Linked DNA regions of Homo sapiens: region 2 is linked to region 1. Evidence: chromatin loops called from intact Hi-C (ENCODE). Cell type or tissue: heart right ventricle. All regions are shown on one strand. Links, peaks and the distances in the headings refer to the core of each region. The heading gives the core; the rest is flanking DNA.

Evidence for each region. Hi-C counts contacts between places; a loop is a spot of excess contacts. Peaks named below come from ENCODE experiments on the same cell type or tissue, not always from the same donor. Only the 100,000 strongest peaks of a DNase experiment are listed, where the experiment ranks them.
Region 2: it touches region 1 in a loop (7-fold over the local background); 2 of 110 quality-filtered maps call a loop at or near these places.

The regions. Positions count from the first base shown.
Region 1 is chr17:12,679,277-12,684,656 of GRCh38, forward strand. The region is part of intron 1 of MYOCD (myocardin); the gene reads left to right. The region is part of intron 2 of MYOCD-AS1 (MYOCD antisense RNA 1); the gene reads right to left. Among named protein-coding and RNA genes, the nearest start is that of MYOCD, 16 kb to the left of the region's middle. In heart right ventricle, for the core only: no CTCF peak of the experiment used is centred there; no DNase peak of the experiment used is centred there; H3K4me3 peaks cover 714 bases; H3K27ac peaks cover 4,860 bases.
Region 2 is chr17:12,629,596-12,634,975 of GRCh38, forward strand. The region is part of intron 3 of LINC00670 (long intergenic non-protein coding RNA 670); the gene reads left to right. Among named protein-coding and RNA genes, the nearest start is that of MYOCD, 34 kb to the right of the region's middle. RefSeq lists an enhancer at 872-2,071. In heart right ventricle, for the core only: no CTCF peak of the experiment used is centred there; no DNase peak of the experiment used is centred there; H3K27ac peaks cover 3,556 bases.

The DNA of each region.
Region 1 (5,380 bases), core at 312-5,311:
GGGGAGATGGAAATTCAGCAAATGTAACTCAGGATTGGCTGGGAGAGGAGGACAGAATGAGGCATAGGGATAGCAAAGGAATCCCTGGCTTAGTAGAAATGCAGCCTTCACAAAGGATTGTGTTCTTAACACATAGATTAGAGCATGACACTACAGAATGTCCCAGAGACAGAAAGTATTCTCAAGCATCATGTTTGGTTGTTTCAAAACCTTGTGTCTAACAGTAGAGCCAGGATTATTTTCTAACATTTAAAGAATGGTTAATATACCTACATTTATATATATGTATATGCATATGTTTGTATATGATATATAACATATATATAGTATGAGAGAGGTAAAGATTATCTTTGAGGATGCTCTTTGCAGTGGTATATGTGCTACAGTAACACCGAGGGAAAAACTGGAGTTGGTTAACAAAAAGAAAATATTTAAATACATAAAAAATGGGATTTAACATGCACTTTAAATATCGTGTTTTCAGAGGATCATGAGATGCAAAGATGTTTACAATGCAAGAAGGAGGTTTCAGAATTGCATATGATATAGTCCCAATTCTTGAGAAATTGTAGGGTAGGTACCTTTTTATATCCATGTTCAGGTATATGAATCAGAAGAAAAAAGGCAAAGTATTAGCAGGTGCTGCTTATCTCTGCAGACTTGAATTCCTATTAATTTTGCCTTTCATCCTGAAACTTTTATACATTTTTCAAATTTTCTATAATGAACACGCACTTGTTTTATAGTCAGAAAAGGCAATACATGCTTTAAATGCTATAATAGAATAGTATATATCACAAGCTTCACTTAGGCTCTCAAAAGAACGTAAACCTGTATTCAAGAACCACAGCCCCATGGAATGAAGACTCTCCTCTTAATTTTAGAAGAACTTCTTTGCCTCATAAAATACACCCTTTCTTCCAAACTCTAATTCTCCTTTATATCTAATTTTTATTCAGCTACTTAGTGGATGCCCACGGTTAACCTCATTAATCTTCGTATGGTAATTTATTAGGGATAAAGGGCTCTTAATTTGACCACTATAATTACCCTAGAGGTGAGTATAATGACGTCTGTCTTACAGGGATGGGAAACTAAGGTATAGAAACGGGAATGACCTGCCCGAATTTACACATACAGCATGGTGAAGCACTTGAACTCAGATCTCCTGGCACCCAATCTTGTGGCCTCTCTCGATGAACAAGCGAACACAAGAAGGCGTAAATCTGAGTCCCTTTGTCTCAGGCATCTCTGCAGCAATAGCTTTCAAGGAACGCAGGTCAAATGGCAGGTCCTTTTCCCGGAGGCCCCTCCCACCGGCCCCGGGCGTGTGTGCGCGCTGTCTGCTTAATTCACTCATGGCTCTGTGCCACAGAATACATAAACAAGTGGGGAAAGCCTCAGAGAGGAATCTTGGTGCCCAAATGGAGCAATTTGTCTTCTGAAATTATTGTTTGAAATTGTTTATGTCAGTTGCCGAGTTTCTGTTCTGTACTTCAGGGACCTGTTTGTGATGGAAGGAAAAGTTCCCCGCGGCTGAACAGCCGTGCTAGTTGAACACTTGTAGTGACAGTGTTGTCAGCTGCTTCCCAGTCCTCCCTGACTTGGAGAGGGTTTTGATGAGGTTCCCTACACCCCAATAGAGCACCCCAAGAACTATCTGATGCTCACATGCCTGCTGCGTGTGCTAACTAATTTAATCCTTACAGCAATCCTGTAAGGAGGTACTGTTGTTACAGTCCTCCCATCCATAGAAGAAGAAACCAAGCCTCCAGCGCTGAAGGAGCTATCTCAAAATCCCATGCCTTGTAAATGGAAAAGCTGGGACTTGATCTCATGCACCTTTGGATTCTAAGTCCATGCTTGTGACTGCTACCCTGTACTGCTTCGCACAAGTATCCGAACCAGTCAGAGCTGGCTTGAGCCATCTGACTTTGCCACCCCATCCTCCCGGTGAGCATGTGAATTGTGGATTCTGCCCTCTTAGTGACATCGTAAGGCATTTCCACTTGAGGTTTTTCTTCCCTATTCCTCTAGTGTCTTGAGTTATTTTAACATGAAAGCCTCAAGCTCACAAACCTGGCAGCTTTGTGAGTGAGAGAGAATTCCTTTTGAGGCATGAATTAGTCTTCTTCAAATGTTTTGACAAACTGAGAGTGTGGTGCTTAGGGAAAGAATAGCTTCGCAGTGTTCGTGTGAACAGACATCTTTCTAAAACAACTTGAGCCCATGCGTGAGGCTCAATCATTGAAATCACTGCATGGTAATTCTGAGACCGAGCCTTTTGGCTTTCAGTATTCTCTTGGTTTTGACTCGCCAAATGCCCAGCACTAGATGCTGGCCTGAATTCATATCTCTTAATCTCCCTAAAGGAAGCAGAGCCGGGACATCCCTTAGGATGAAGAAAGAACAGTGTGTACCTGGTCTCAGCCCCCGCTGCTTGAGTGCTCTCCTGTAAGAGTCACTGAGGCCAGGCCAGCCCAGCACCCCTCAGAGCTCACCTTGTTCCTTGAGACCATCGAGGGCTACCTCAGTGACCTGATCATCATTTTCACCTCGTCCTCTCTGAGTACTCCCTGCAGTAGATGAGCAGACAGTCAGGCCTATGTTATTCTTGGTCAGTGAATACAACAGATAACAGCATGCAGGGCAACATTTGGCTAGGGAACAGTTATCATTGGTACCTGGAATCAGAAGGCAAGGAGCAAATTGAGCTCAGGCATTAGCACTCCACACAAAAATCATCCCTGGCTCTCAGCCTTGTTTGGGAAATGTGGCCAGGATTAGGGCAAGACCGACGCAGATAACCAGGTCTCTCATTTCACCTTCTCCAAGCATTCTGTCAGCCACCCTCTTCTCTTTACCGGGAAATTCGATGCTTCTGTACCCCAAAGAGGAACATGTCAGACCCACAGATGACACGGGCCACTGGTGGGGAACGGTGGCTTTGTCCTAGAGTCAGATAATGCCAGGCAAAGGAAAGAATTTGGTGGGTGAACCATGCACAGGAAGAGCAGAGGAGAGTTGTACATATGATGTGTGCCACACAGTATCAGCTTCCAGCTCTGGAGGAGACCAGAAGCCTCTGATGGTGGTCCTGCTTGTTACTTTCTAGGAAGTTATCCATTCATCAGCCAATAGCTTTCCCAAAGACCTATGCCTGGTAGTGTCCTTGAAGGCAATAATGTCAAGGTCAAAGATTACATATAAGGATGCGTCCAGCTAAACCTAGGGTAGGATTCAACAGAAAAGGGAAGGTAAAAGACTAAATTATAAACAGGTACCACTGCCCTTTTCGCGGAGAGAGTTTTCAGGGGGCTCATGCTCTGTTGTATCCAGGGTTTGTGATCTTGACCTGGCACCATATGGAGAGGATGCATCATAAATAGCCATCCAAGCTGCTGTTCAACACTTCTTAACCCAGGTCCTAAGTATGATAACTGCCATGTGCATTCTGTCAGAAGTGTACGTTTTGCTCACTTTTACAAACACCTGCATCCACATACCCAGAAGTCTTTGATTGGTAGAACAGGATTTAAAAGTAGATCTCAAAGCTTTACCTGGTTGTGCTGATAGCTTTCTGCCACCACGGGATGCCCCTCTTCAACAATTATCATATGGAACCTCTTTGTTTGCAAATAATAGAGAATCAAACACTAGAAACCCTGAACAAGCTTAAGCAAAAAGGAACACTTATTATAAACATACTGGGGTATCTCATCAAACTGAACGACAGGACTGTATTAGCGACTTGGGTGGAAATAAGCTGGAATTGGGGATTTGAACACTCTCAGGCTACTCTTCTGGCCGTCTTCTGTGCTCCATCTTCTCCCGCAATATTGACTGGCTTTGTTTCCCAATTCATGTGGGTGAAAATGGCCACCTCCGACTGCTATTGAATTTTCTCTTCCAGTCCCATTTCCAAAATTCCTAGGGAAAAGTTCAGTCTGGCTTGAGGGATGCCCATCCTCAGAACAAAAACTAGGACTAGGAAGAGAGACAAAAACCATGCGGATGGCAGAGGAGAAAAGCATTTCCTATTAAACCCAGTGGAAAACCGTTTCAGAAGAGAATAAAAGGGAGGCATCACCGGCTTCCCCTCCTTTCTTTCATTTGTCACTGTCACCAACAACTTTACTGTCAGTACCTGTCTCTGTCTTCCTCTGTCGCTTTCTCTCGTGCGCGCGCGCTCTCTCTCTCTCCCGCTCCTTCTCTCTGTCTCTCATTCTCTCTTTCTTATCAGGCCTGTCAAGTCTTTCGGGAATGAAAATTACTCACACATACACAGATACACACACATACACATACACATACAAGCTGTTGTTAAGTAGAACTGGAAGGAGGCAAATTAAATGCTGTGGGCCTGACAACTCCTTTTATTTATTTGTTTGAGTTTCCTGGGAGAAAAGGCCAGACAAGCTTCCCTAATTCCCAAACTACATGAAGCTCCTGGCATGACACTCCCCAAATTGTAATTATTTGTTTAACATCTTTCCCCCTCTCTAGGCTGTAAACTTTCCATAGGCAGAACTTGTGACAGTTTTATTCACAGCTGGATCCCTCATGTCTAAGACAGTGTTTGGACGTACAGTAGGTGATCAGTAAATATTGAATGAATGAAATGAATGAATGGACAAATGAATGATGTTAGCATGTTCACCTTACTGGCAAATTCCCAGATGAAGACATTACTTCAAAGGCTCCTGGCAGCCCTACCAATTTGGCTACCAATAATCATAGTAATAGTGCTTTTGTTGTTTTCAAAAGTCTGATCAAAGAGTGTGTCATATAAGTAAGTCTAATTCACATCTCTCTCTTTCTCTCATTCTCTCTCTCTCTCTCCATTTTTCATGAATTTATTATCAAGACATAGCAATTCTTTTTTTTCCACTTGTTTCTCAAATTTGCCCTCTTTTATTTATTCCCAAGTGGACTTTCTTCCTTATCCATGGATCATGATGAGAGTCTCCAAACCAACCCTGTCTCTTCCCATCGTCTGAGCATCAGATGAGTCCTCCTAAAATGTCAATGTTACTGAGTTACTTTGCTGCTCAAAAACATGCCGGTGTAGCCCTCTTTCTACAGGAGAAAGTGGAACGTAGCATCCATGGCCCTCTTTTTCTGAATTCCTAACTCCTGTTACAGTGTTATCCCTTACCACTCCCAAATAGGAACCTTTTCCTTGAACAAGGCAATGTCCAGGGGAACACTACATATTTTGTGGAGCCCTGTGCAAAATGACAGTGCAGGGTCCATTGTTCAACAATGATTAAGAATTTCACAATGGTGACCGGGTGCAGTGGCTCATGCCTGTAATCCCAGCACTTTGGGAGGCCAAGGTGGGTGGATCACAAGGTCAGGAGTGCAAGATTAGCCTGGC
Region 2 (5,380 bases), core at 53-5,052, 50 kb before region 1:
AAGGTCTCCATAATTCTATATAGAAGAGTTCAAGGGGTAACAGTCTGGTTGGGAGGGCAGAAGTTAGGGGGAGTTCGAGGTAGTAAAATTCTTCTTGAAGTTGCATGTCTAAGGCAAGTATGGTACCCATGACATGTCCAAAATCTGTTAATTTCAAGAAATATTTCCCAAACTTAGTAATCGCCCCTCCCATGAGGAAGCAGCTTTGCCACAAAAGGTAGTCTTGTGCTGCCAGCTTTCCCCGTGATCCTATACGATAAATGTTTACAGAGAAGGTGCCACTAACAGAACGGAGCCGTATTCAGACACCATTCTATAAAGGGGCTGCTTTTTCCTGGCAGCGTGCAAGATTCCTGGCAGGTTCCAAGATCTTGACTGATAATGTGAAGTGGGTCTTCTGGCTTTAACTATTTCTTTTCATTTTAACACAAAATAAGGGTTTCTTTACACCAAAATATATAATAATCAAAATAAAGGGCTTATTTGAGAATAACTGTGTCCATTATTTATACACTATGGGAGGAACTATGTGCCAGGCACAAAGCTGTTAACTTAAACTATGATCTACCACAAACTACCAATAACACGGCACTGGTGTTATCTACCACAACGGCTTCAGTGGGCAGGTTGTTGATTCAGTTAACGGGAAGGTGTTTCCATTCTGGTCTTTTCTGCCTCCTCCTCTTAAGCCTAGAGCCATGCAACCTCATGCCTACAAACAGGTTTAGGAACCTCCTGAAATCGTGTGTTAAGTTCTGTGTATTTGTGTGTTTGCATTGGGAGCAGGATGCTCGTGAGATTCCCAGAGAGGTCTGTGATTCTTAAAATTGCTGCCGTAATATTGTATATTTCAGCTAATGCAGATCTCCTAAAGAGCAAACCTGAAGGTTGCCTCTTTTCTCCCTATCTGCCAGGGGACAAGGAGAGGTGTCCTGGGTAGAGAGAACACCTTGTCTACCTGGTAAACTCCTGCTTAGACTTATTATCCCAGCACCAAATCTGTCTTTTCTGTAAAGCTTTCTCCCTACTTGTCTATGAATTCTCTGAAGCTCAGATTGACATTCCAGATACAGACGAACGAACAGATAGAGCCTCTCCTTTTGGTTGCCAGTTTTGCATTATTCACGGATCTACTTCTCTTCTGAATAAGATTAGTCTTTTCCTTAATTTGGGGTAAATATTAATTGCAGCGCGTGAAGTTGTGGAATGTTTAGGCTTCAAAACAAACAATTCTAATTCATTGAACTTTGATCCATCTCTTTCTCTTTTGTCTTGCAGATTCCAGTGCTGCAACTATATTCAATAAATGGGCCTTGTTCAAATCCTGAGTACAAATACTGTCTTCTCTTTAACGGAGCTGTTTCATGCTTCTGCCTTTCTGTAGAAGGAAAACAACGTCCATTCTCAGGCTTATCTGAATCTAGCACCACTTTTCACAAGTTATTTTTGCTTCAAGCTACTTTATGTGGTTCTCTATTAATTTCCTATCTCCACCCTCAACAGTAAGGAGATACTAAAAACTGTCCATTTGGTTCCGCTTGTGGGATTTTACTGATTTTTAATTTTGCAATACTGTCTTGCATATTTTAAATCTGCGTATCTCTAAGATGACTCTCCAGAGCTGATGAATTTTCTCTTCCATGCTGATGAGCCAGCCATGGGAGAGTGGAGGAGTGGGGGAGGAAAGAGTTACTGTCTCGCGAGCTGTGAGTCTGCCTGCCCACAGCGGCGTTTTGGATGAGACTCATTATTTGTGGAAATGGTGTGTTCCACAGGCAAAAATAACTTTTTAAAAAAAGAACATCTCTGCACTCTCCTGAAGTCATCTCAAAATGAATTCAAGATTTCTCATGAAATGGAGAAAGCTTTCTGATGGCCTGAATGGTTCCTTGTGTACTTGACCATGCCACGTTAAATCTAATCTAGGTAACATTAGGGTCCAGAAAAAGCTAATAGAGGCTTAATGATGAGGTAATGAGCACAGAGGTCAAGGGTAGGAAACAGGTTTTCTATTTGGAGCCTCATAGCCATGGGAAAATCTCAGTTGAGAACCAGAAAGAAGCAGAAAGGAGCAATTGAAGTAGAAGAATATGCTCCCTTTCCTTTACCTGATTTTAAATTAAACATGAAGGACACCACGTTTTGGATAATAACTTGTGTTCACATGAGGACCTGTTAAGGAAAAAAGAGAAAAAAGGAAGGAAAGGGAGAAGGTAAATAGGGGAGAGAACAGGTAAAGGAAGAATTGACAAGATGTCTGAAAAAAAATAACCAGGCCGGGCCCAGTGGCTCATGCCTGTAATCCCAATACTTTGGGAGGCCGAAGTGGGTGAATCACCTGAGGTTGGGAGTTCGAGACCAGCCTGACCAACATGGAGAAACCCCATCTCTACTAAAAACACAAAATTAGCCAGGCATGGTGGCGCATGCCTGTAATCCCAGCTACTCAGGAGGCTGAGGCAGGAGAATCGCTTGAACCCGGGAGGCAAAGGTTGCCGTGAGCCGAGATCGCGCCATTGCACTCCAGCCTGGGCACCAAGAGCGAAACTCCGTCAAAAAACAAACAAACAAACAAAACCCCAGCACTTTCTCTGTGCCAGGCACTGTTCTAAGTGCTTTACACTTATTAACTCTTTTACATTATGACAATTCACAAAGCCCACATTATTGCCTTCTCTGAAGAAGTAAAGCACAGAGAGGTTAAGTAACTTATCCAAGGTCAACACAGGTGGTATGTAGAGGAACTGAAATTCAGACTGAAGCAGTCAGGCTTCAGAGTCTGTGTCCTTAAAGACAATGTGATGGCAGTTGTAACTGAGGGACTGGGATAGCCAACCTCTCCTGTCCACAGAACCCTGTTCCAAATCCCATTTAGAGTCCTCAGATCCCCACTGCTCAAATCCCTTCTCTGTACTTTCTACCCGTCTGCTCCTGCCTGTACGCTCTTATTAAAGTATTTCTGAATGCCTAGCTTGGCTGGTCACCCCTCCTCCAGGTATAACCCCTGCCTAAATCCCCTGACCTATGAGACCTCAAGTCCTGTCCCTATTGGGCCTGACACCCTTGATGACACGGTCTCCAGTGAACCAGCCAAAGCATTGTTTTTCCACAGACCATGGCACCTGCAACAGCACCTCTGGCCTGTTTCTCACCAATTCATCTCATTTGCGTTCCAAGCTGATGGAGTCCCAGGTAGAATGCAGCAAGATGAACATGTCTGAACCTTAATGTCAGCATATAGGGGTTCGACAGACAGCTACTATGAGAGAATATGCAAAGTCACATGAAATTGAGGTACTTACCAGCGGATACGTGTGGGGTGGAGTTGGAGGCTGATGCTGAATGAATTCAGACACTCCTTGTCTCATCGCTGTTGAAAACTAGAAGTCTTCACTAAGCCAAGAAACTCCCTGGGGCTTAAGTTCTAGCCTTAGTAGAATGACCTTTGCAGATGGAAATAACAGCACAGAACTCTTGAATTGACGCATAAATAGTTCCAACCCTGAATATCCTCCTTGATAAACCACATGATATTGGAAATTTTTATTTTGTAAACAATACACTCCAAGCAGATTTCCCTCCATAGAAGTTCTAATCTAATGACAAGATTTGCCCCTAGTTGAGAGAAGGGGACAGTAGGGAAAGCCCTGGACTTGAGGTTAGTTGCGTTGGGAAGTGTAGTGGTTACAAGGCTGTAACTCCCAGAGCCGACCAGCTTCTGGGAGTGTTGGGGGCTTCTGGCTCTCAGCTGAATCCTATTCAGAGATTTGCTCTCAGCTAATGGGAATCACCCAAGCTTACATCTTCTTCCTAGGAACACATCTATCCAATAACTGGTTCTGGGGATGGGAGAAAAAAAAAGGCCTGATCTCATCTCTTTAAGGCAGGACAACTCTGAAGGATTATCCCAGATCCAGAGTTCCCTGGGATTCAGGGCCAGAACTAGGGTGAGGTGAGTGAAGAACTTGACTGAGATGCGAAATTTAAGGGAGAACCAAAAAATCTCAATAAACAAGCAAATAAATATTTAAATCAATATTTTAAAAAGTTAATGCAAAAAGTTTATAATAGAGTATTAAAATTTTGTGTGTGTGAGACAGAGTCTTGCTCCGTTGCCAGGCTGGAGTGCAATGGCATGATCTCCGCTCATTGCAACCTCCGATTCCCTGGTTCAAGCAATTCTCCTGCCTCAGCCTCCCAAGTAGCTGGGATTACAGGCAAGCACCACCACGCGCAGCTAATTTTTGTATTTTTAGTAGAGACGGGGTTTTACCATGTTGGCCAAGATGGTCTCGATCTCCTGACCTCGTGATCTGCCCACCTTGGCCTCCCAAAGTGCTGGGATTACAGGCGTGAGCCACCACGCCCGGCACAAAATATTTTATAGGGCTGTGGGCATAGTGGCTTTCTCCCGCAATCCCAGCATCTTTGGAGGCCAAGGAGAGAACATGGCTTGAGAACAGGCATTTGAAACCAGCCTGGGCAATATAGTGAGACTCCATTGCCACAAATAAAAAAAAAATCAAATCAAATCAAAAATTGGCTGGGCATGGTGGTGTGTGCCTGTAGTTCCAGCTACTCAGGAGGCCAAAGTTGGAGCATGGCTTGAGCTCAGGAGTTCTAGGCTGCAGTGAGCTGTGATCGCACCATTGCACTCCAGCCTGAGCAACAGAGTGAGACCCTTCCTCTAAAAAATTATAATCATAAATTTTTTTAAAATGTGGTAAATGCAAACCCTGACAGGATGGGGATTAGGGTGGGGCAAGTGAGGTCAGCCATGTAAATACAGGGTTGGATTTTGCCTTTTATTTGAAATTTTGGTTCTTTGTTCATCATGATTTTTTTTTACATTAGTTTAAACGTTTGAATACTGCATTAAAATATGTATCTTGATTACTGAGTTTTCTGGCACCCTGACATTTTGCCCTGAGGCGAGTGCCTAATAGGTCTTACTCTGCTTGAATCTGCTGAGACCTCGATCGGAAACACGTCACAGTTTAACTTCTCCTCATGCTCTATCCTGCTTTCCTCACTCCTTTGTAGGAATTATTTCCAAGCCATTCCCTGGAAAGCCTCCTGCCCCCAAACCCAACATTGGCAGAGTCACTTTTCTAGGGGCCCCCACCGAAGACAGGGAGATTACTTGGTAGTTTTGAAAGTTTATGTTTTAGACAAAGCTACATTTGAAGCTCAGCCCCCTGACCTACCAGAAGTGGGACAAGGCATGCAGTTTCTGAATCTCAATTTTCCTCTATTATCAAACGAGAAAAGCAATTCCTCCCTCTCATTTAATCCTGGAGTGCTAAGAGGAGTAAATGAGCTATCCCAGGCAAAGAACTCCATTTAGTGGTTTGTAGCAAATAACAGGTGTTCAGGAAAT